Linked DNA regions of Homo sapiens: all the other regions are linked to region 1. A link is a loop called in an ENCODE intact Hi-C map of the cell type or tissue named here. Cell type or tissue: endothelial cell of umbilical vein. All regions are shown on one strand.

What was found. A loop is a pair of places that touch in the nucleus more often than their neighbours do. Peaks named below come from ENCODE experiments on the same cell type or tissue, not always from the same donor. Only the 100,000 strongest peaks of a DNase experiment are listed, where the experiment ranks them.
Region 2: it touches region 1 in a loop (13-fold over the local background); 47 of 110 quality-filtered maps call a loop at or near these places.
Region 3: it touches region 1 in a loop (11-fold over the local background); 90 of 110 quality-filtered maps call a loop at or near these places.

The regions. Positions count from the first base shown.
Region 1 is chr6:129,594,944-129,602,943 of GRCh38, forward strand. It overlaps ARHGAP18 (Rho GTPase activating protein 18), which reads right to left. Exons shown (of 15, transcript NM_033515.3): 11 at 5,699-5,905; 12 at 4,273-4,413. Among named protein-coding and RNA genes, the nearest start is that of ARHGAP18, 110 kb to the right of the region's middle. RefSeq lists an enhancer at 3,921-4,215. In endothelial cell of umbilical vein, a CTCF peak has its summit at 3,492 (motif pointing right); a DNase peak (open chromatin) is centred at 3,498; H3K27ac peaks cover 458 bases.
Region 2 is chr6:129,932,426-129,940,425 of GRCh38, forward strand. It overlaps LOC105377999 (a long non-coding RNA gene), which reads left to right. Exons shown (of 8, transcript XR_942986.3): 6 at 5,187-5,299; 7 at 5,416-5,599. Among named protein-coding and RNA genes, the nearest start is that of TMEM244, 75 kb to the left of the region's middle. In endothelial cell of umbilical vein, a CTCF peak has its summit at 4,321 (motif pointing left); a DNase peak (open chromatin) is centred at 4,236.
Region 3 is chr6:129,726,799-129,734,798 of GRCh38, forward strand. No RefSeq gene overlaps it. Among named protein-coding and RNA genes, the nearest start is that of ARHGAP18, 21 kb to the left of the region's middle. In endothelial cell of umbilical vein, a CTCF peak has its summit at 3,894 (motif pointing left); a DNase peak (open chromatin) is centred at 3,913.

The DNA of each region.
Region 1 (8,000 bases):
TGTGATCTATGGAGAAACAGAGAATAATGGTGAAGAGTCCATGGATTTAAAGTCATATAGATTTGGTTTCAAATTCCAGCTCCACTAATTCCTATCTAGATAACCTTAGTAACTTTAAGATTGCTAATTCTCACTTTCCTCATCTGAAAAAAATTAGACAATAATACACCCCAATTAGACTACCATAAATATTACGAGACAATATTTGTAAAATGTTTAGCATTGTGTCTGACCTCTGCAAAGCATTAAAATCATAGCTATTACCCCCTAAAAATATAGCACTACACCATTCACTGACTCGTAACTTCTTTTATCACATAGTAACATATTACGAATCTCTTCAATGTCAAGATACACATTTGTACACTTTCATGGTATTTCGCTGTATAGATATGCCATAATGTATTTAACTAGCCACCTCTGTTCTTTTGGATTATCTCTAATTTTGGTCAGTGTAAGAAAATGGCAATGAACTTAACCATAAATATTTGCATGTTCATGCTATTACTCTCTTTGGAGGAATATCTGAGTCCAGTGAAGAGCATGGCTTTCAGGACTTTGCCACATGCTGCTGTTCTCTGGAAGAACTCTACCAATTTATATACTCCCATCAACAAGGAAATTACCTACCATCTCCTACCTACCCTCCAATCTTACACTCCCTCAAATCTTTCCTTCACCTTTCAGCAGTTCCCTGTCATGCACAGAATAGAAACTTTGCTATCAATCTCTCTTAAGGCTCACTCCTGCTTTCCCTCTGCCCCTGTCTCTCTATGCACCTAAGTGGCCAGTTAGTATGACCTGATTTTCTCTCCAAACATTTCAAATATCCCCACTTAAATGTCCAATAGACATCATACTCAATATGTCCTAAATTGAAATCATGAAATTGAAAGCAATACCATCCTTCCAATTTCTCAGGCCAAAAATCAGAGTCATTTTTGACCTCTTTTGTTCTCCTACATGATTTCCATCAGGAAATCTCAATGGCTCTAACTTCAAAACAAAATCCAGAATCCAACCATTTCTCCACTTTCCGATGCTGATACCCTGGTCTGAACCACCATTATCTCTTACCTGGATTACAAGAACCTCCCAAATGATCTCCCTATTTTTCTTTGCTCCCTTTTAGTCTATTCTCAACACAACAGCCTAAGGAATCATTTTAAAACATAGTATAGATTTTCAAGCCTTTGCTTCAAACCCCCATTTCACTCAGAGTAAATCCAAATTTCTAATGATGGTCTATCTACAAGGCCCTATGCAATCTTGCCCCATTGCCCCTCTGACCTCATTTCACACTACCGTTCCCTCTGCTGGCTTCACTCCAGCTACACTCACTCCTTAAGGTAAGTTCCTGTCTTAAGGTTTTTTCACAGACTATTCTTTCTGCCTGGACTGAGTTTCCTGAGATATACACACAACTCAACTCCCTGCCCTTCTTCTTGTCTTTGCTTAAATGAATAATATCCAGACCATCTCAACTTAATAGTGCCAGGGGATCTCCTTCCCAATTCCCCTTGTTCTGTTGTTTTTATTACTTTTGGAGGATAAATCACATACTAACACATTATATGAATTACTTCCTAGATTTACTTTTATTTTTAGAATTTAAGCTCTGGAAGAGCAGTGATCTTTGTATGTTTTGTCCAATAATTTATATTTCAAGTACCCAGTAATTCCTGGCACACAGTAGGCACATATCAAGTAACTGTTTAACAAATGACAAAAGCTACCCCCAGGCAATTTCATGCCCTATAGTTTCATATTGCATATTTAAATGATTTGGAGGAGAGTCAAGAAACTACAGCAACCAGACAGAATGAAGGAGGGGGCATGGCTTACAGCAAAGTAGATGGTCCATGTTCCATGCAAAAGGAACGGCTCCTACTCAAATCCAGGGAATTGCTACCCTGATGGAAAGCAGGCCTCTTACTGCCAGAAGATGAGGGATGCCCCAACATCCATTTGTCATTAAGACGGTGGTTCAAACTTTCACATTAAATGTTTTAGCTTTAGAATTCTGGCAGTTGCCAGTTGGAAGCAACATGCAAAAAACTCTTGTTACTTAGTAACTTACCACATATCCACAGTATTTGAACTTAGCTTGCACCTCTACTTGTTCTGTAATTGCTTTGTGTGTCTATTTACTCTCCCTAATAAAATGGCATAATTTTTTTTTTAAATTTTGGCTATTGATTAGAATTTTTTTTTTTTTTTGAGATGAAGTCTCACTCTGTCACCCAAACTGGAGTGCAGTGGCGCAATCTTGGCTCACTGCCTCCCAGGTTCAAGCGATTCTCCTGCCTTAGCTTCTCAAGTAGCTGGACTACAGGTGTGTGCTACCACGTCCAGCCAATTTTTATATTTTTAGCAGAGATGAGGTTCCACTGTCTTGGCCAGGCTGGAGATGAGAATTTTTCTACCAAAATGACAGGCCAAACAGACCTCCACCATGGGCTGTGATGTCAGAAAGCTTCCACTGCAGGTTAGATGGCTCTTCTCTAGTGACACCTGAACAACACTGATTTATTTTTCACATCTCAGCTTGACTCCCCAGTGAAGCCTCTCTCATGCTTACTTCCTGTTTTGTAGATTACGGTACCCTGGTCAGGCTTCAATCACATACCTCTGAGCTACATCCCTTCTATATGCCTTCTCCTGGCTCCTCGAGGGTGAGCACCCAGCTCCCTGACTCCCTGGGAACACCTAACATAAAGTGGGGGCCTAGCACCAAGGTGGCAATAGCATTTTGTTGATGAGTAACTGAATTTCACATAAGGAAAGAAAAAAAAAAACTCAAAGAGGTAAAGTTACAGCTAATATGTGATGAAACTGATATTTAAATCCCAAGCTTTAAAATGACAATACAGTTTTTAAATAGTACAGAGATCATTCTCAGACCAGATCATGTCTAACTATGCCAAAGTGCAAACTAAAGAAGTTAATGCTTTTTTTTCCATAAATGACAAAATTACTAAAATATTCCATTTCCAAAAAGTAAACGTTTCAGTTTTTCTAAATATTATTTAAAAGGTACACCCCAAATGTTTCCTTAAGTAGATCCTGAGCTTCAGAATATCACAGCTAAATGCCCTATAAAAAGACAAGACTATAAAGTCACTTAATATGAATAAGAAGGGCTACAAAACAGACTTAATTCACATATTTACAATGGTCTTAGAGGTAACAGAACATTCTAAAGTTAACCAAATGCCAAAAAAAAAGGCTTTCTAAAAGCCTTTAGGATAATATCAAGGCCTTTCTAAAAAAATAAGCATATTTACAACTTCTCTTTATGTTTTTAAAGATATTTAAAACTTGATTTAAAATGTTTTACAATGCCAAGAAAGTATCATTTTTTAAGAGTGAGAGCTATAAATAAATCTAAGAGAAAAACTTCGTTTTTATGATTACTGGATCCATAAGCAGGCCAAAACCGAAAATTCAGACAAAGGCAGATAACTGCATTTTCACATTATTCCACAAGATGTCAGCATGTAACTGAACAACTTCAATGGTGGTGGTAGTAGGGAGGAGGTGGATTCACTTAAATAGAACAATAGAAACCCTTTCATTTCATGAACTTACGCTACAGCTTTGGTAACTTACTTCATAAATGTATATCCATGTATATTTTATTATTGTAAACCCAGTTCTTAATATACTCTTACAGTAGTTTATAAATACAGATATTTAGGTATTTCTTTTTTGAAACATCTTAATTTTTTTCTTTCCAATTTAGCTCTCAAAATTCTTCTGATCAAATTGAGAACCTTCAAATACTTATTAAAGTCCAGGAATAATCCTAGGCACAACACAAACATTAACCTATTTGTCCATCTGGATTAGTTATTTTTCCCCATTCTACAGATGAGAAAAATTTAGAAAAAAATGTCAGTGGTTCACATGATGTTATTTACTCACTATAGATTATATATTCAGTAGGCGACTAGAGTCTCCGCACGAGAGGTAGAGGTAGGGGTAGGGGTGTAGGGGTGTGTGTGTGTGTGTGTGTTCAGTCTTGTCTTGATATCTTCCTTTGTTCCCCATTAACAACTCACATGCTGAGTCACCAACACCTGACCAACTGTCAATACTGATCATTAGCAGCAGTAGTAGGAAGACAGTTACTGATGTCTTTCACTTACAAGTAGCACCACAGCCTAATAAGTGGCAGAAAGTCATACTATGAAAACATTAAATAAAAAATTTTGGTATTAAAAAAATACTTAAGATCTGAATAAATACATATCTCCACTATTTTCTTACATCATTTGTACTCTTATCTTGCTTTTCATATTTTTCTCGGTCATAAGCCATTTTCTTCAGCAATTTCTTCATGGCTCTTTTATCCTTTTTATGATTTTCCGTGTTTTGCTTCCTCACTTGGTTTACAATAAACTTGGGAATCTATAGAGAAAAGGAATTAAGCTTAGAGAGGAAAAAGAAATGCCACCATTTTAAACTACAAAAAAAAATTATATTTTTTTAAATTTCAAAAACAGTAAAGAGTTTCTCTTTTTGATAAGACTGCCATTTTACATGCACTATTCATTAAATCTGTGAAAAGAAAATACTTCATATTATTCACTTACCAGGTGTACAGGGCATCCACGTGGTATAATTTGCCACCCACTGTGGAAGGTTCCAAAAGAGGCTTTGTGAAGTTCAAGGACATAGTGGCCGTTTTCTATGCCAGACTGGAGACCCCCTGAGGTGACGAGCAGTAGAAGCCACCTCCGTAGGTCTTTCCTTTTGCAGCCTCCTACCTACAGCCCTGCTAGCTAACCTCAAGTCCCCTTCTAATAACCAGCTAGCCGCTGCTGTCATGAGAGAAAGAACTCCCCAAGAAACAAGAGCTGATAGGTAGCTAGCAAAAATCCAGAACAAATTTATCCTAAGAAATCACATTAGCAAAAACAAAATATTTTAAGGTATCAAAATGTAACCATGAAATAATTTTGACATTTCAAACATTGAGATTTAATAAATGGACATTAATTTTTTATTAAAAAAACACATTTGAAATCATCTACATCAGTTGTCTTTTTATGGATTATAAAAATAAAGACTTCAGGATCTAAATATCATCACTCTGTCTTTTTAACAAATTAATGTTTGGAAGCTCCTCAAATAAGAGATTGAAATATTCAATATTATAATTTTGCTTGGAATTCCTTTAGGTCATTTTTTCCTAAATGCTTATAAGATGCCTCCTGAAAAATTATAAATTTCATTGGAAAATGAGCACCTAATCAACGAAGCCTCTCATCCACTTCCATCCTCTGATAAGCTGTCAAAACAAGCTCAAAATAAGTGTAAAACAGAGGAAACCATTTTTGAAGATGTTCTCAGTTAATAAGGGTACAAAATGCATGCATCCCTTTCAATAAAGGGTCTATGAAAAAGAACTGAATAATCTGAAACCAAGATAGCATGGGCTTTTAAAAATACAGCAGGCCTAAACACTGAGAAATGGGAAAATAGGCAGAAGTAAATAAAAAGTACTTCTTACAAGGCATGTTTTGACATAATTTTAAAACAGAAATTCACAGGGCCCTCCTTACCTATATGAATAAAATGTTTTTAATATTTTCTGCACTCACAAATTTTAAATGTAAATTAATAAAGCTAATAACAAACATGCAATTTGTTTTTTAAACTACTAAGACCAAAGCATATGATATATACTTACTGTCCACAGAAGTTTTTGGTACTTAATCAATAAGTGCATGGTATTTGCTGTCCCAGCTGCCATTACAAATTCTCGCTGTTCACTGGACTTCAATCCCAATGCATGACACATAAAGAGATTCGGGGCCATGACCATTGCTACATTCATGACTGTCATTTTATTTTTTTCTTTATTATCTATTACTCTTTGGAGAAATTCAAGAAGGGCCTGAAACAGAAATGACTCTTTGAGATTTGTGTCATATATGAAGATAAAAGATTAAAGCACTGTAGCATATGCAATTTTTATTTCATTGAAAAAACAAGTTGTGTATAAGCACAGTCAACTAATCACATCCAGCAGGCCCTGTTACCAAAGCTTCTCCATTTGGTTGATGCTCCCTGAGATGGAAATTTGCTTCTACTAAGGACCATGGTGCTGGGGAATGAAGCAGAGATGGCACATAGCTGAACTAGGGAGCAGAGAGAGGAGTGGGGAAGTGTCAGACCTCTGGCCTATGGGAGTCATGGAGAGCTGAAAAGTAATGTAAAACATCATACAAACATTTGCTTATTTCAGGAAATGCTGTACTTTCCTATGTAGAGATTTTTAAAAATTCCCTCAAAAAGGGTCATTCAACTTCAGTCTCATTTCTTTAAGGCAATCAATATCTGGCTGATGTGGAACTTATAAAGAATGAGCCAGGCACTGGGTATGGTGGTGCATACCTGTAGTCCCAGGCACTGGGCATGGTGGTGTACACCTGTAGTCCCAGATCGGTGGGAGGATCATCTGAGCTTAGGAGTCTGAGTCCAGCCTAGGCAACAGAGAGAAACCCTCTCTCAAAAAAGGAAAAGAGAAGAGAAGAGAAGAGAGAAAAGAGAAAAGAGAAAAGAGAGAAGAGAGAAAAGAGAGAAGAAAAGAGAAAAGAAAAGAGAAAAGAAAAGAGAGGTGAGGGAATATTGTGATAGAGAAAGCGGGGAAATGAGGAAAGACCAAAGAGAATCTTTCTTTTTTTTTTTTTTGAGACCAGGTCTCACTCTGTTGCCCAGGCTGGTGTGCAGTGAGAGATCATAGCTCACTACAGCCTCAAACTCCTCGGCTCAAGTGATCCTCCTGCCTCAGTCTCCAGAGTAGCTGGGACCACAGGTGCATGCCACCATGCCTGGCTAATTTTTTTGATTTTTCATAGAGGCAAATTCTCGCAATGTTGCCCAGGCTGGTCTTGAACTCTTGAGTTCAAGAAACACTTCCACCTCATCCTTCCAAAGTGCTAGGATTACACAGGTGTAAGCCACCATACCCAGCTGAGAATTTTTTTTAAAATGAATGAAAAGAAACTTTTCATCAGAACAGGTTAGGTTATGCTCAGCTTGATGCCACGTACACCCACCCCTATTGCAGACACTCATTGTCCTCTGAAACTACCTTCTCCAAAAGGCAAATGCAGCTGAGGTCACCCTACTCTAACATGACTTAAGGCTTCAGATTTTTCTTTTGCCTTCTTCTTTTGTTCTAGAACAACAGTAACTATAACTGCACAGGTATTCAATGTTCTCTATGAATGAGGCAGTTTATGAAGCACGATAGAGATTACTTAATCCTAACTTGGAGACAGATGCTGTAATTACCTCCATTTTACAGATCAGAAAACAATGTTTGGAGAATGTAAGTAACTTCCTGGTGGTCATACAGCTAACAAATCCTGAGAAAGAATTTAATTACAGGTCTATCTGGCTTTTGTTTCTAAATTCTTAACTATTAAAAGAATCATTTTTTCAGAGTTAGCCTAAAATCCCTACCCTAAAAAGGCCAAATATACTATACTAAAATGGAAAAAGGAAAAAAAGTATCTATCTTCCAAAGAATTTCTGGAAAAAAAAATTCCTGTAAGTGCTAACAGGTTGCTTTTGAATCAAGTATAACTGCTATATAGACCTTGAAACTTTGAAACAAATTAAGGACAGAGCTTTAATATCTAACAATGAGATTTATGTATCTAATTTCTAGTACAGTGCTCAGGAAGTTAAATTGTAATCCAAGCATAAAGTTATATAAAACAACATGTTCTCAAATGAGGACAAAAGATTAATTGAAGTTTGGAAAAAATATTTAATTTTGTTCCACAGAGACCAGAATAATTGTTCAGGGACCAGTGTATCTCTTTCTTTATGAGCATAAATTACAGACATTAGGTAATAAACCGTTTTAATTGTGGTGTGCATATGTAATAACGTTACTCAAAATACTACTATCAGAATACTAGAGAATAAGAGAGAGAGTTGACATAAAATTAACGAGATGTTAGCCCAGCCCTTGCTGA
Region 2 (8,000 bases), 340 kb after region 1:
GGGAAGAAGGAACAGGGAGAGGAAAAGGAAGGAAAGGGGAGGGAGGGGGACATTAAAGAGAAACAAAAAAATTACAGACCAATATTCTTCATGTATGTAGACACAAAATTATTTTTAAAATATAAGTAAATCAAATCTTGAAATACATGTAAAGGATGATACACTATAACCAAGAGGGGTTTATCCTAGGGCTTCAATAAATGAGAGAAAAAAATAAATGTAAAATAGGTGAGCAAATCAAATGTATACGGTAAGATGGCAAAAGTAAATACAAATATAAATAATTAAATGAAGGTAATTGACCGAATATTAAAAAAAAATTCGGACTTCCAGAATGGACTAAGAAACAATAACAACATACCTCATAAATGCAATGTATATTAAGAAAACAGCAACCATATGTAGTTTCCTATATATAACAAAACAGAAAAGTTGAAAGAATGGGAAAAAAATCACACAAATTAAATAAAAAGAAAATTGGTGTAACTCTACTACGGGTTGATTATCACTTATCTAAAATGCTTGGGACCAGAAGTGTTTCAAATTTCAGATTTTTTTGAATTGGGGAATATTTATATGTACATAAAGAGATATCTTGGGGATGGGACCTGAAGCTAAACACAGAATTTATTTGTTTCATATACACTTTATACACATTGTATTTTGTACAATGTTATTAATAACTGTGTGCATGAAACAAGCTTTTCACTGCATTTTGACTGTGACCCATCACATGAGGTCAGGTGTGGAATTTCCTACTTGCGGTGTCATGTCAGTGCTAAAAAACTTTAAGATTTTGGAGCATTTTAGATTAGGGGTACTCAGCCTGTACTAGCAATGATAACAGACTTTAAGCCAAAAGGCAGTAGTAGAATTAATAACAAGAAAGCTTCAATTCACTGGGAATGTTTAACAATTCTAAATTCATATGTACCTATAATATTTACATGGCCTCAAAGTATATAAAACAAAAATTAACAAGAGCTACAAGGAGAAATAAAAAATAATGAATATTTGCCTCATTTTCTCACTTGTTTTTAATTCACTGAATTATGTTGTATTTTGTGCTCATTTGTTAGTTGGTTTGAAATTTTTTTAGGACAAACAGGGATACAGCTTAATTAATTGATTTTAAAACTCTAATAGTGAGACCTCACCTAAATTATTAAAATTTATCATCATGGTCCCTAATCCCCTTCTGAGAAGGAACTGGAAGTGTGTTGTCTTGGTAAGAAAGCCCCTCCTTTGGGCCTAGGACCTCTCAACAAATGCTACTTTTTAATGAGACTTTCCTCTTTTGGTCAATAGATTACCCGTAAATTAATTGAAGCCTTAGGCCTTGGATATAAAGCAAGTAATGTGACTTCATTAAAATACTAAAGTTACAGTGACAATACTATCTTTGAAATTAAATGTAGGAGTTGCATCTCTTGTTTTTATTTTCATTTTAAATCTTATTTATTCTTTTATTTGCTTCTTTTGAAGTTTATTTAATGGTAATGCACACAAGAGATACAAGGTTGAAAACACATGAATGGAAATATTTTTTAAAAATTCATCTCTTTGGCCTCCGCTACCCAAGCCCCAGTTCTAAATTGTACAGGTAACCCATGTTACAGAAAGTTAGACTACCCAACAAATGTTCTTCACCTCGCTTTTTTTTTTACTATTTACCCTAGTCACTATTTCATATCAGTTTATCGAGTGGGTACCACATTTTTTTTAATGTCCTGCATCCTGCATAACATTCCTGCATGGATGAAGCACATTTATCTTACCTGCCCCTTTGCTATCACAGACAGCATTGCAATGAACAGCATTGTATACATACCTTTGTGTTCTTGCTGGAGTGTATTTAAAGAGAAAATTTTATTAAGTGAGTTGGGTAAAACGGTACAAATGTGCGTTTAATTTTGATAAACATTGCCAAATCATCCCATAGTTAAAAGTTCTACAAATGTACTCTCCCAACAATTACTGAACGTGCTTGTGCCCCTGAACTCTTGCCAGAACGGTTTATTATTACAATGTTTATCTTTAGCATTCTGATTGGTGAAAAATAGTTTCTTGTTGTCATTTCAAGAAGGACTATTCTTATGAGGGGGTTGAGTATCTTTTAAAAATACTATAAAATAATATTAACAAAAATATGAGTATAACTAATATAGTGTTATGATTATAAACACAATAAATCTATCATAAATATGAAATAAGTAATATAAGATATACTATTTGTCAAAAAAAATTGCATTACCAATCAGATGAAAGCCACTGTATACCCTTCCCTAGTTGAATTTCTCTATCTCGTTATTTCAGAAGTATTTGCTACCTTGAATTTAACATTTATCATTTTCAGGTATTTATGTAGATCTTGCAACACATTTATTTACTCCCAAATTACATATATTTGTGTATATGTGTGTGCATATAAGTAGTTGGCATGTTTTTAAATTTCATATAGTGTCATATTGCAAGTATTCATCCTGCAGTGTGCTTTTTGTCCTCGACATTATTTTGTGATAATTCACTCATGATATTTATGCAGCTCAGATTCATTCACTTTCTACTGCTCAGTAATCCATTGAATGAATATATAACCATTTATTTATTCTACTATTGATGGTCCATTTAGGCTGTTTCCAATTTTTGCTCTTTGTGACAATGCTACTATGAACATCATTGTAAACATCTCTTCATCGACATAGGAGCAGACCTGCTGGGACCTGCTGGGTCACAGGGTTTGGATTCTTCAGCTTTACTACATATTGCCAAGTTGCTTTCAAACGTAACTGTTCCAATGTATGCTTTCATCAACAGTATAGAAGAGTCCTCTTGCTTCACAGTTTTGCCAAACTTGGCTTTAGAAAATATTAATTTTTTGCCAATAGGATGCATTTGAAACAAAATTTCTTACAGATTTAGTTTTCATATGCCTGATTATGAATAAGACTACACATCTTCACAGATGTGTAAAAGCCATTTGTGTTTTTCCTTATGTAAACTACCTGCTGTGGTGTTAGCTCATTTTTTTCTATTAGGTTATTGTTTTTTGTCTTATTTTTAATTGCTTTGTAGAAAGATTTTTATTTTAGGAGATTAGGTACCTGCTACCTTAACTATCATTTTTTACCATCAATAGTTTTTCTAGATTTTCTTTTTTCTTGTGTCCTTATTTATAGTACCTTTAAAACCAACTATTTAAATTTATATATTTTATATATATTTACATAAATATAACTTTATATAAATGTGATCACATATAGGCATTTTGTATGTGTGCAATGTTTTTCCACTTTTTATGTGGTTTTCTCCTTAGTCTCTCCTACTTTTCCCCTCATGTGGCTTCCCTGTTCCCCCTACAAAGATAACTCATATTATAAACTTTACATTAATTATTCCATACTTTTACTGCATTCAAATGCCTCTATACGACTTGTACATTTATGTACATACTCTGCAGGATATTTTAATTTTGTCATTATTTGGTTTATAAACATGCAATTATGCTAATACAAATTTTTTTTGCTTTTTATATTTTCATTTAACAATACTTTGGGAAAATACCTCTAAGTAAAACTGTGTGATTCTAACTCATTTTTCTAATGGCTCCTAAATTTTGTTGTATCAACAAAAATTTTGCTAAGCAAAAATCACAGCATAGAAAGTTACAGGGACCTAAAGAAGGAAAATTGTACTTAGTCAAGATTTTATAAATATATTTTGGATATGTATATGCATGAACTTTAAAGTGACATTAAGAGGTACATTTTACTCCATAAAATTTGTTGTTGTGGAAATTAAATATATGAATGTATATGTACTTCTTTTGCTTATATACTTATGTATCTATATTATATATAATTTTGTATATGTATTACATAAATATATTTTTTATATATTAGAGATACCTATCATATATTATATATTTATGATATTTATTTATATTATTTATATATCTTATATGAGGTAAATATATATTTATATATTACATAAATGTATAGTATATATAAGCATATACTATATATGTGTAATATGTGTATACTATATATTGTGTATATATCTATACACACACATAGAGAAAGTGAGAGAGACAGAGAGAACAGAGCCAAGTGATAGGAAGTACACTCTATTCCTGGCTCAGTAACAGACTGTGTGGAAGTGGGGGAATAATTTCACTCTGTGGACTTCAGTTATCTCTCCTGTAAAATGGAGGATAGAGTCAGGACATAGACGGCTCTTCCGACGAGGTCAGAGTTCCTCAAGGCAATTTAGGAGGAATCCAAGGTTTGCCAAGGCTTTGCATTCACCAGCTGACATGGCGCCACCACGTGGTAATAGTGTAAACAATTTAAAATGTATTGGATCCGTCAGCTTTTAAACATGATTCATCAATGTTTAATTTGAGGAATTAAGATTATTTAAACTTTGGTGCATAAACTGAGACTTTATTAATATGTTTATTTTTCACTATTTGAAATTTGCATAAAATGTGACTACACTGTATAGACAGGGAAGTTTTGAAATCTAACATTGTTTCTGTAACACAGAGTAACAACCAACTACATTTAAAAATGGGGAAAATATGATAATAGAAGAATTATTCACATCAGAAAGTATATTTTAAACAACAATATACAACATCTTTAATAGCCATATGGTTAAAAAAACTTTTCAAAATGCCTAAAGTTCCTGAAATTAGTTTAGTGAGTGGGGTAAGCGCAGAGTTGGGTGAAAAGACACAAGAGTACCTCAAGAACTTTTATTGTTAATATTATATTATCGTTTAGACTTCAAAATATTTGGGATTTACACTAAACTGAAGCACATTACACAATCTAGTAGTGAGATAGTAAGTAGAATCAAAATAGAGTATCAATTTTGTTTATTTAATATTTACATACGTATTGTCGTTTATTGAAATAACTGTATCAACTCTTGCTGCTTTTAGATATTTGATTCGTTTTTTTAGTAAATTATTAATTTTAGTACAGTTTTAGATTCACAGAAAATTTGCAAAGAAATGAATTTCCATATACCCCGTACCCAATTTTCTATGTTAGCATCTAACATTACCATGGCTCATTTGTCATAACTAAATAACAAACATTGATACATTATTATTAATTAAAATTTGTACTCTATTCAGATTTGCTTAATTTTAATCTAATGTTCTTTTTCTGTTCCAGGATGGCATATTACATTTAGACATTATGTCTTCTTGTGTTCCTCTTGGCTGTGACAATTTCTCCGATTTTCCTTATTTTTGAAGGCTTTGGCAGTTTTGAAGAGTATTAGTCAGGTATTTTGTTGACCGTTCCTCAATATGGGATTGTGAGATGTTTTTCTCATGATTGGACTGGGGTTCTGGTTACTTGGAAGGAAGACAACAGAGGTAACGTACCATTCTCTTCACAGAACATCAAGTATTCATACTGTCAACATGACCTGTTACTATTAATAACCATGATCTTCTGTTAACCTTGATCATCTGGCCAACGTAATGTTTTCCAGATTTCTCCATTGGAAAGTTACTCTTTTTCCCACTTTGCCTGTAATACCCTTTGGAAGGAAGTCACTATGCAAAACCCACACTTAAGAGGTAGGTAGAGAGCTATACTCACTTCCTTAAGTAGGAACTATGAGCATAAGTTACCCAGAATTCCGTATATTTGTCTCTTTTCCACATTTGTTTATTTATTCAGCTATTTATATTGGAAGAACTCATGAATATTTATTTTATACTTTGGATTACAATCCGTTACTACACTATCTATCTTGATGCTCAAATTGTTCTAGTTTGGGCCATTGGGTGTTCCTTGAGGTTGACTTCTCCTTTCCCTTTGACACACTCCCATCGTTTTGGTTTTGAAGCACTTCTTTACTTCCTGACACTACAAGATGCTCCAAGCTCATCTTGTATATTTCCTGCCCCAGTCTTAGAATCAGCTATTTATTCACGTTCTGGTTCATTTCATTTGAGAATGGTATTAGAAACCAACCAAGATGTGGGCACGAGGCGTGACTTTTGTTGACTTTGGATCCTCCCTCTGTATGTATTTACATAAACGCTTTCCTCTCCATGTCCTGATCATCTTAAAACTGAGCTTGTTTTAAATAGAGCTTTGAAATTTTTAAGAATAGTTTAGTCAATAAGACTTCTTGCACTCTTGCTAACTATTGTTTCAATTATTGCTACTGTTAACACCACTACTCCACTAATGGTAAAGTTTGTCACTCTCAAATATGAATTCCGGATAAAAGCTTTCTGGAGAAAAATATATGAATTATTTACGCACTTTTCCTCACTACATTCCTTTTCACTAAATCAGCAGCCAACAAATATGTGTCTCTAAGGGAATAAACAGAGCTGTGTGTACATATGCATACAGGTGTTTCCCTTTAGGCTTCTTATTGGAGCACATTGCTAGAAGAAATCTGCCAAAATTATTAGACTTTGATTCACTTGCAAGCAACACCTGTGTGTTCTCTTCATCTTTACATTTCCAAGGCTTAGCTCAATGCTTGATACATTCCAGAGGTTTCCTAAAGGTTTGCCGAATAAATTGCAGAGCCCCCTGGAACATGGTGAAGTTTACCATCAATCATTTAAATGCATCTCAGGGTTTGTTTTGTTGTTGCTGTTGTTGTTGTTGTTGCTGTTGTTCTTGTTTTGGGGGGGATTTTTTGTGATAAGTTTTTGTTGTACTTTATCTGCTTGTTTTTGCTTAGGAAGGCTTCAGTGACAGTAGTTAAAGAAATTGTGGTCACTATCACATTTTTTTTTTTTTTGGTAGAAACTGATTTCATCTCTCTGATACTGTTTTATCTGAGCCATGGTAAATTAATCACAGTTTTAGGCTTCTTCTTCACTGGTAAAATAAAGCCCAAACTGCTCATTTAAGAGAAAATGCTTGGCCAAAAGAAGCCTGTAAAACCAGAGTGTGCTTTTCCTTGATTCACAGTAAAACATGAACCCTTTATTTGAGCTCTTTATGACATGGAAAAGCATTTCTATGTATTGTGTTGAATAAGCTATTCTTCCCCCGGATGGTATTGAATTTAATTAGAAGAAAATATCTTCATGAAAATAAAGCTTTAATGATATACTGCTTCATTTTAAGACCATAAGTCATCGTATCCTCTAAATGGTGGGATAATGATGCTGAAACAAAACACTAAAGAGGGAAAAAGTTATTCATTTGGTGTTCAGTCTTTCTGTGGAAAACGTGTGTTTTTATTCTTTATCTTCCTTATATTTTTACTTCCAATTTCCCACTTAAAAGAAGATTCTCTTGTATGTTCTATTTTAATTTTACTCTAGATTCAGTACAATTTCATAAAATGAAATTCATTTAAATATAATTCAGGAACCAAGCCATCTTGAATGAAAGTATTTTGAGACAGCACTCAGGGTTTCAATATAAACACCGCCATCATCCATCCATTCATTCATTCATCCACCTATTAAAAATCTGTGTGTCTGTTGCCATCCTGGTGCTGAGAAAACATGAGTGGGAAAGAGAGATTCATCACCTCAGCAATTCGCAGGGAAGAAGGAAAAAGAAACTGAATAACGTAGTAGGATGGTCCTAGCTGAGTGAAAGAGAGCATGAGACCTGGATATGACCTGAAGTCTGGTTATATAAGAGTTTGTATGAGATAGCCTCCAAAGATAAAGTATTGTGCACAAGTGTACAACAAACGGGGTAGGTGAGAACTGAGACAACCTGCAGTCTTGTCTCTGGGCACTAGTGTTTTTCTTTTTCTGTCTTCTCTTTTTAAATAACAATTAACATTTATCAAGTGTTTGCCCAAATCTGGACACTGATCTGAATATTTTGTGTGTTCTTAGTTAATACTTCATTCTTCACAACAGCTCGTCACAACACTTGGTGCACTGAGACAGATTCTGTGTTGCCTGGAGTAGGCATTGTAACTCTCATTTCCATTTTGCAGATAAGGAAACAGAAGCACAGAGAGTTTACATAATTTCACTAAGA
Region 3 (8,000 bases), 130 kb after region 1:
GAGTCCACTAAGTAGCAAAGCACTTGCCAGCTTGCTTACTTTCAGAGTACTCTCTGTACTCTGTCTCACCATAAGAGGGGTATGAGGCTGTTCTTTTAGCTATTTTTAGTTAAACATGCACTGCTAAAACACATACAATAGCCTAACATTTTAAAAAAGTGACAGCCTTCATTTCTCATGGGAAAGAACTGGTTATTAATTTAGATCTCCCTTAGACACTCTCTAGAAAGGCCCAATTACCTGAAGTATGAAAAACACTTCAAGGTATGACACCTATAACATGTTGACATGGAATGTGTCTCACTCTTTATTCTACTATTGTGCTATACTGAAGTTATTTATACTTCCGATAACCCCCTTTCCTCTGCTGTGCACACACATACACATATGCACACAGACTCCATAGGATTCTGTTTCCTGAGGGCAGGAAGTTCCATCCATTTCCCTACTCTCAATATGCCATCTGGCACACAGTCATTCATTAGCATTTGTTGAGCAAATATGCCGAAGTGCCAAAGTAAAAGCCACTGATCTGCCCAAGGACACGAGTAAATGCCTCGAGAGCTCTGCATCCCCACAAAGGAGGTGGATGGGTCAGTGTCAATCCTGAGAACAGCAAAATCAAGAAATAAGGTAGCTTTAAATCCTTGCTAGAATAGTTATCTGGTTAATAAATGCTGGAAGTCTGTGGTAAGAATAAGCTGTTGCACTGAATCAGTTATTAATACAACCCTATATCACCTGTGAAGGAAAAGTAACATCAACTATAAATTCTGAAATTGCAAGGAAAAATAATCATTTTCACTCTATGCTTTTACCTCCCCTCTCCTAAAGAAACCAGAACCACTGTCAGATTAGCAATGACTGATTTCTCAATAGTCACAACCTGTCTTTATCTTATTGAGCTTCAGAATACATGATAAAATTGCACCAAGAGAAGAATATGAAGTCCTTGATTCTCTACAGCACAGCATTAAACCACTACTTTAATCACTAATCAACAACCATAATTTAGCCTAATTATAAATTACAAGTATCTAATTTTAGAAGATCTTTGCTTTATAAATCCTAGACACTGGAGACATTATTAACTTAGCTCCTTGAAATTATTCCAGGGCCGGAAACATCCCTTGTACATTCTTGCTGCATGTATCTGGTCTAGAAACAGACCTGTAATCAGGATCTTTTCTTCAGGTTTCTAGGGGTCAGAGCAGCCATCTATTTGGTATGAGTTGAGCATCTCTGAGAAGGCAATTATATGCCACCCACCCAAATCTCTCTTCTCCTTATACTTGAAATATCCCCTTGGGCCTCAGATTTTATTTTAATCGCTCCCCCAAGGTACTGGTCCCAGGAAATGTGGTAAATTCAAGCCCTTATCAATGTAACAAAGACGCGAGTCAAGGAGATCCCTGAAATGGGAAAAGAAATCCCAGAAAGGAAGGGACTAATTTGTCCCAGAATATACACACGTGCATGGAGAACATAAGCCTTTTGCTTGTAGCTTTGAACTACCACCAACTATGTTTCTGTTGGGTGTTGAACATTTTCAACTAGAACTGGGACAACCGAAGTATTATCTTTACCAGGTGTAACTACTGGCATAAAAAAAGAAAGGCAAAAACCACTGTGGTCCTTCAAGATGTGATGGGCCAGTGACATCGCGCTGAATTTTCTGATTTGTAAAATGAGGGGTTGTGCTGCTCCTGGGGACCCCCGCACACCTTTAAGCTCCCACATGATGGGTCTATGGTATATATCTATGGCGCAAATTTCACTGGCAGTGTGATGGACCACACTTTGTACATGGGCAGGTCATATAGGTATGATGATGACAGTCGCCAACTGATTCAAAGAACAGTGTCCCAAAACTCCTGACCTCTGGAGATACTGGACAGTCAAGAGTACTAAGCAGCAAAACAAATGGGGGAAAAATGTTTGCTCCCCTGGCCTCCTACTCCTTGAGCGGCCTTCTATAGGAAATTGCAAATCATTGAGAAAGCTACAGGGGGCTAGGCACAGCGGCTCACGCCTGTAATCCCAGCACTTTGGGAGGCCGAGGCGGGCAGATCACGAGGTGAGGAGATGGAGACCATCCTGGCTAACATGGTGAAATCTCGTCTCTACTAAAAATACAAAAAAAATTAGCCAGACATGGTGGCGGGCGCCTGTAGTCCCAGCTACTTAGGAGGCTGAGGCAGGAGAACGGCGTGAACCCGGGAGGCAGAGCTTGCAGTGAGCCGAGATCGCACCACTGCACTCCAGCCTGGGCGACAGAGCGAGACTCCATCTCAAAAAAAAAAAAAAAAAAAAAAAGAAAGAAAGAAAGCTACAGGGTAGCAGCTTTAGCAAGTGAATGCTAGTAACTTTTTTTTACCCTGAAAATCGCACAGTGGTGCTGATGATTAGTCATTCCTGATCATCACATGATGCTGAACTTCATGAAGTACAACGGCTAATGTGTATGGTCTTCCCGTTAAGACAGAGGCAGCCTAGTAGAGACTTGGCTTTGGAAAAGGAAGCTAGTATTAGGAGTTTATCTTTACTGTTTAGAGTTGACTTTATCTCAAAGGATGTCAGCAGCATATATCATGTGACAGCGGATCAGTCACGACACCTCATCTAAATGCAGTCATCATAGTACGTGGTCTTCCCACTGCCTTGCCTACCGTCCATAAAAAGAGGGTCACTCTAGTCCCTGACAGCCATGCCTTCATACCATCCACCTCCAGCCAGAACTAATAATTCAGGGGTAGCAGTGTGAAAAAGACCAGCAGCTTCAGGAATTTTGGGTTCCAGAACTGATATGGATACTAATTAGCTCTGTGCAAGTTAACTTTTCTCTGTCTCCATGTCCTAAACAATGAAAGGGCTGATTAGACCATATGAGCTCTCAGCTCCCTTCCATCTTCAGTGATTCTTTGATAATAATATAAGTTATCCAAATGGTATCATTTATTATGATTGCTTACTGTGTGCCACGCACCATACTAAGTGCTTTTCATTTATCATCTATTTTAATCCTTGCAAAAAGAGAGGAAAATGACATTATCCTCACTTTATAGATTAAAAACTGGCCGGGCGCAGTGGCTCACGCCTGTAATCCCAACACTTTGGGAGGCCGAGTCAGGCGGATCACGAGGTCAAGAGATCGATCGAGACCATCCTGACTAACATGGTGAAACCCCGTCTCTACTAAAAATACAAAAATTAGCTGGGCCTGGTGGTGCGTGCTTGTAATCCCAGCTACTTGAAAGGCTCAGGCAGGAGAATCGCTTAAACACAGGAGGCGGAGGTTGCAGTGAGCCGAGATTGCGCCACTGCACTCCAGCCTGGTGACAGAGCAAGACTCCATCTCAAAAACAAACAAACAAAAAACCTTAAGACTCAAAAATGGAGTTTACAGAGTTCTTCCCTGCTTATACCTTTCAGTCAAAGGGTGTTCTTTGTTTAAAAATCACACACAAATTCAGTGAGACAACAACAAAAATTCACGTAAAACCAGACCGAATATGAAATAGTATTATTCTAACAATTCTATTTTATCAACTGATGACTTCACTTTTTACTCTGCTTTTTTAAACTGCCAAATCAAGTGAATAGATTCATTATTTTAAACACAGTGTTGCATAAATCTAGATGATTCCTCTGACAAACCTCTAAGAAGGTGTATGACAATGATACGCAGGTACTGAAATCAAAAGCAGCTTTAGGAAAACTAATCTTCCGTATCTAGGGCCTCGTGTTAAAAATGCCTTCGTCAGGGGTGACTCCACTTCAGTGCCAAATGTCTGTCATTCACCTGCCACTTCCATCAAGTATTAATATGAAAAAAGGCAACGTTTTTACCTGTTATAATGAGGTGAACTTTTAGCTTTAATTTGATTGCCACCTGCTGGCTAAAAGACACAACCTTCCTTCCGCAGCAAAAACTGCTTGGTAACTCAGAAGGATAAATGCAAACAAATGAAATTCATATCATTAGCAAAGCCAGCGCTCACTTCTACCAGGTTGTCTTCTAAAAGGAAGGGAACTAATATTTAATGTGTCTATTGTATGTCAGGTGCTATGCTAGGTGCTTCAGATTACTATATTATTACATTTAATCAGTTCCAAACCATGTGACATACCACCATTTTGAAGAAGGAAAAACAAGCAACTGCCTTCACATCACACAAACAAAAAGCAGCAACAATCCGAAACTAGGTCTCACCTAGACAACTTTTCTTCATCATCAGCATATCCTCATTCCATGATTCCATGATTCCACCCTACCATGGGATGCCCTAGTAATCTCATGCTATCCAGAAAATATTGGTGAGCTGAGGCTAAGAAGCAGAGCTATAATTCACTGTAGAGTCACAAAGCCTTCCTGATATTTCACAGGGAAGCAGAGGCAGGCCAGATAAATACCTCAAAACATTAGCAGGGAGAGCCAGCAACAATTAGTCAAAGGTAGAACGAGAAGACTGTGAAAGTCATCAACAGAAGCAACATAAGGGGATGAGAAAAAAGACTTGAATAATTACAAACCTTCAGTCCTTTAGCAAAAACAAAAACAAAAAAAAGAAAATAAGGAGTGTTGGGTATTTTTCTTTGGTCCATTTAGGAAAGACTCATCTGCTCACCCATCTCCTGGGGGTCCCTGGGTACTGGTGCTGTGTAGCACACACATGGCCCAGCGCCTGGCCACCAAGAGCTCACCATCTTGTTGGCCAGGCAAATATAAAGGAAGGCTTTCGTGCTAGAGGTGCTCAGAGCCCCTCTCTCACTCTTATCTACCATCTCCTTTTGTCTTTGAGAGCCTTTACCACTGAAAAAACAACGGCTAGTGTTTGAGTGATAACTTTGTGCCGGACACTGTTCTAAGCACTTTAATATATTAACTTAATCTTCACACAATGGTAAGAGATAACTGGTATCTTTAATCTCTCTTCCATAGATAGGAGGGTAAGCAACTTGCCTGAGATCACACAGATCTCTTAAGCTATGGAACCAGTGTTCAAATCTAGGCACTTTGAGGCACTTTGTTTCACAATTCATATCTTTAAAAAATAGTTTACGTGGCCTCTCAGAGAATCATGATCGCCTTGGTTTCGCAGAGGAAGACTAGGAACAGAAAGATCAAGTGATTTATCATATGTTGTACAGTTTAGAAGCCAGCAAGGCCACAAGTGGAACTAATTCTCCAACGATTTGTCAGTCCAGTTATCTATTATTACTATCATGTTGCTTCTGAAAATAAGAATAATGACACAACAAGCAGAAAGAACATACACATGCTAAGGACATGCTAAGGAAGTTCAGGGTCAGGTTGTTGGGAACAGAATCTGCAGTAGTAATGATGGTGGAATGTGCTTATTCCAGCAAGGCTGCTGGAGGTTGGGAGTTACCTCCAGACCCAGCCCATCAGGCTGAGAACCCTCTGTTATCTTGGAGGCCAGCTCTACTCCACAGAGAGGCCTGGCACGAAGAAACAATTCTGTTAGTGAGAAGTGATTAATTAGACATCACAGATAACCCCTGTACTTGGAGGAAGCATGTGAACTTCCATTTATATGGTTTATCAAATTAGAATGATCATCAACTTCTGGGGCAAATTCAAATGTCAGCTTTATGTTCTAGCGTCAATTGGAAAGAGAATAAAATTACAATCCACTCCAAACACCACTACTCTGAAAGTAACACCCACACAAAATCATATCCTCAGATGAAATTTTACTTGGAAGTTTTAGGAGGAATAATTATCATTTAACAATCATTTTTCACTTTGTCTAAGACCACGATAATTGGGGAATATAGTTATAACTAGCATTTACCACCAATCAAAATATTGACACCGAAGGCAGTGTTTAATGAGATAGATCAGGAATTTAACCGGTCCAGAATTAAGGACAGAAAATCACAAACTGATGATCACCAGTGAGTAGACCTAAAGGAATTTGATGAGTGTTTCTACCTTGATTACATGTATTCAATTTCATAGGACACTAAAGCTTGTATTGCACTATAGTTTAAAAATTTTTTTCCACCATATAATGTGTACGTGTTTTCCTTTATGAGGGCTATTGGAGGAAGGGGAAAAAATGCAAGTAGAGAAAGGAAAAAAGTAGGATGGAAAATGTAGGAGATTCCACAGAGAATTTTATAATAATTATAATATTCATTGTTATAAAATACTTTATAATCATTGCCAATAGCTTGAAGATACTTATATCCTGCTCTGCCCCTGAGCTAAATAAACTGAATTTGAGCTTTAGTGTAACATTTCAAGAAAAATATGTATCTAGAGAGGATAATCAGAATGGTATGAAATTCTCAAAATATATATGAGAAAAAGTGGAAAGAAACAGGAATGCTTGCCTTTGAGAAGGAAAAAACCATTCGGAAATAATAATAGCAAACATTTACTGAATGTGTTTTATATACCAGACATGGTGCTATGCAATTTACATGTATTATCTCATTTAATCCTTACAACAACCACATAAGGTAAGTATTATTGCAATTTACAGATGAAGAACTGAGGATTAGAAATACTCACTCTCATCCAAGATCATGAGTTCACAAATGGGGAAGGTAAAACCTACCGGCAGGTCTGCCTTATGTAAAAGCCTAGCATCTCATTCAATCTGCTGTATGGCTGCAATGTAAGAAACAATTGCCCAGCCTGTATTGTAGAGACCGTGTTGATAGACAGGTTCTAGTACCACTGCTGCCACCACCTGGGAATATGACTTTAGGTAAATTATCATCTCAATACATTGCTGTCCCCTCATCTACAAAGCAGCAGTTTGGATGATCATTAAAGATTTTTATTACTTAGATTCTATAACTCCAAATATTTGAAAATGTATTGAATAGGAAATGAATGAATTTTGTTGCTCCAGATGGCAGAATCAGAAGAAATGGGCTTATACAGAAACTGATTGTCTATAACACATGGATTTTTCTGGCACTTCTATAGAATAAAATGGAACAGAGAAACATACAGAATAAGAGAATCAATAAAAATATAAGTCCCAAACTCTTTCAATGTTAAATACATTTACATTTTAGCGGTATTTTCATATATTTCCTAATAATGGTATAGTAGAACCAAAAATTTACCCTGAATTCAAATTTTACAAAATAAAATTCTAAAATTATATTCTGTGCACCTTCTAATTATTTTCCTATCTTTGAGGCAGTGACTTTCAAAAAAATTAAATTCTGAATATCTTAAATGCTAAAATGATTTTAGTAATTTGAGGCAGTTAAAATGTAATTTTGCAGTGCTAATGAAAAGTGTTTTAAAACATCTATAATCTACCAAAAAAACATGTTGACATATTTGTCAGAATAATCCATTCTAAAATATAAATGTTTTAGATGAATTTAATTATTTTTCTTTCAAACTAAGGCTACGGTAAATAAAATTTAAGATATTGAGAGAAAATCCATATCGTCTAGCCATTCTACTCTAAAAATTAACTTATTACTTCTATGGGGATGATTTGCAGTCTTGATTTCTGTTCTCAATTTCTCTCCATTTAATGCTAGGTCTTGCATTTCTGGCTACCTGCTGGATATCTCTGCTGGGCATCCCTTCAACATCTCAACTCTGAATGCACATCTTGCCAGCCTGTGGAAATTACAGAAAGGTGTCCCTAAAAGAACTTTATGAAATGTCAGCAATGAGCAGTCCTCAGTATCTCATCCAATGTAACCTGAAGAGCAGACCAACTATCAAGCCAGCAGGACCATGCCAGTAGGACTGGTTTATAATCCCACTGGGTTAACATATCCAATGAAAGATCATGTGGATCTGAAAAGAAGCATAGCCAAGACAGGAAAAGCAGATACATGCATGGGAAATGGCGGCATCTCTCCAAATGAGAGGCCAAGGACCTTACCAGCTTGACATGGACACTGACTAGACCTCATTATTGAGAGAAATATCCCAAGTCTATTCTATCTGGCAACCCTTGTTTTTGCTTACAAACTTGTTTTTTTCTCAT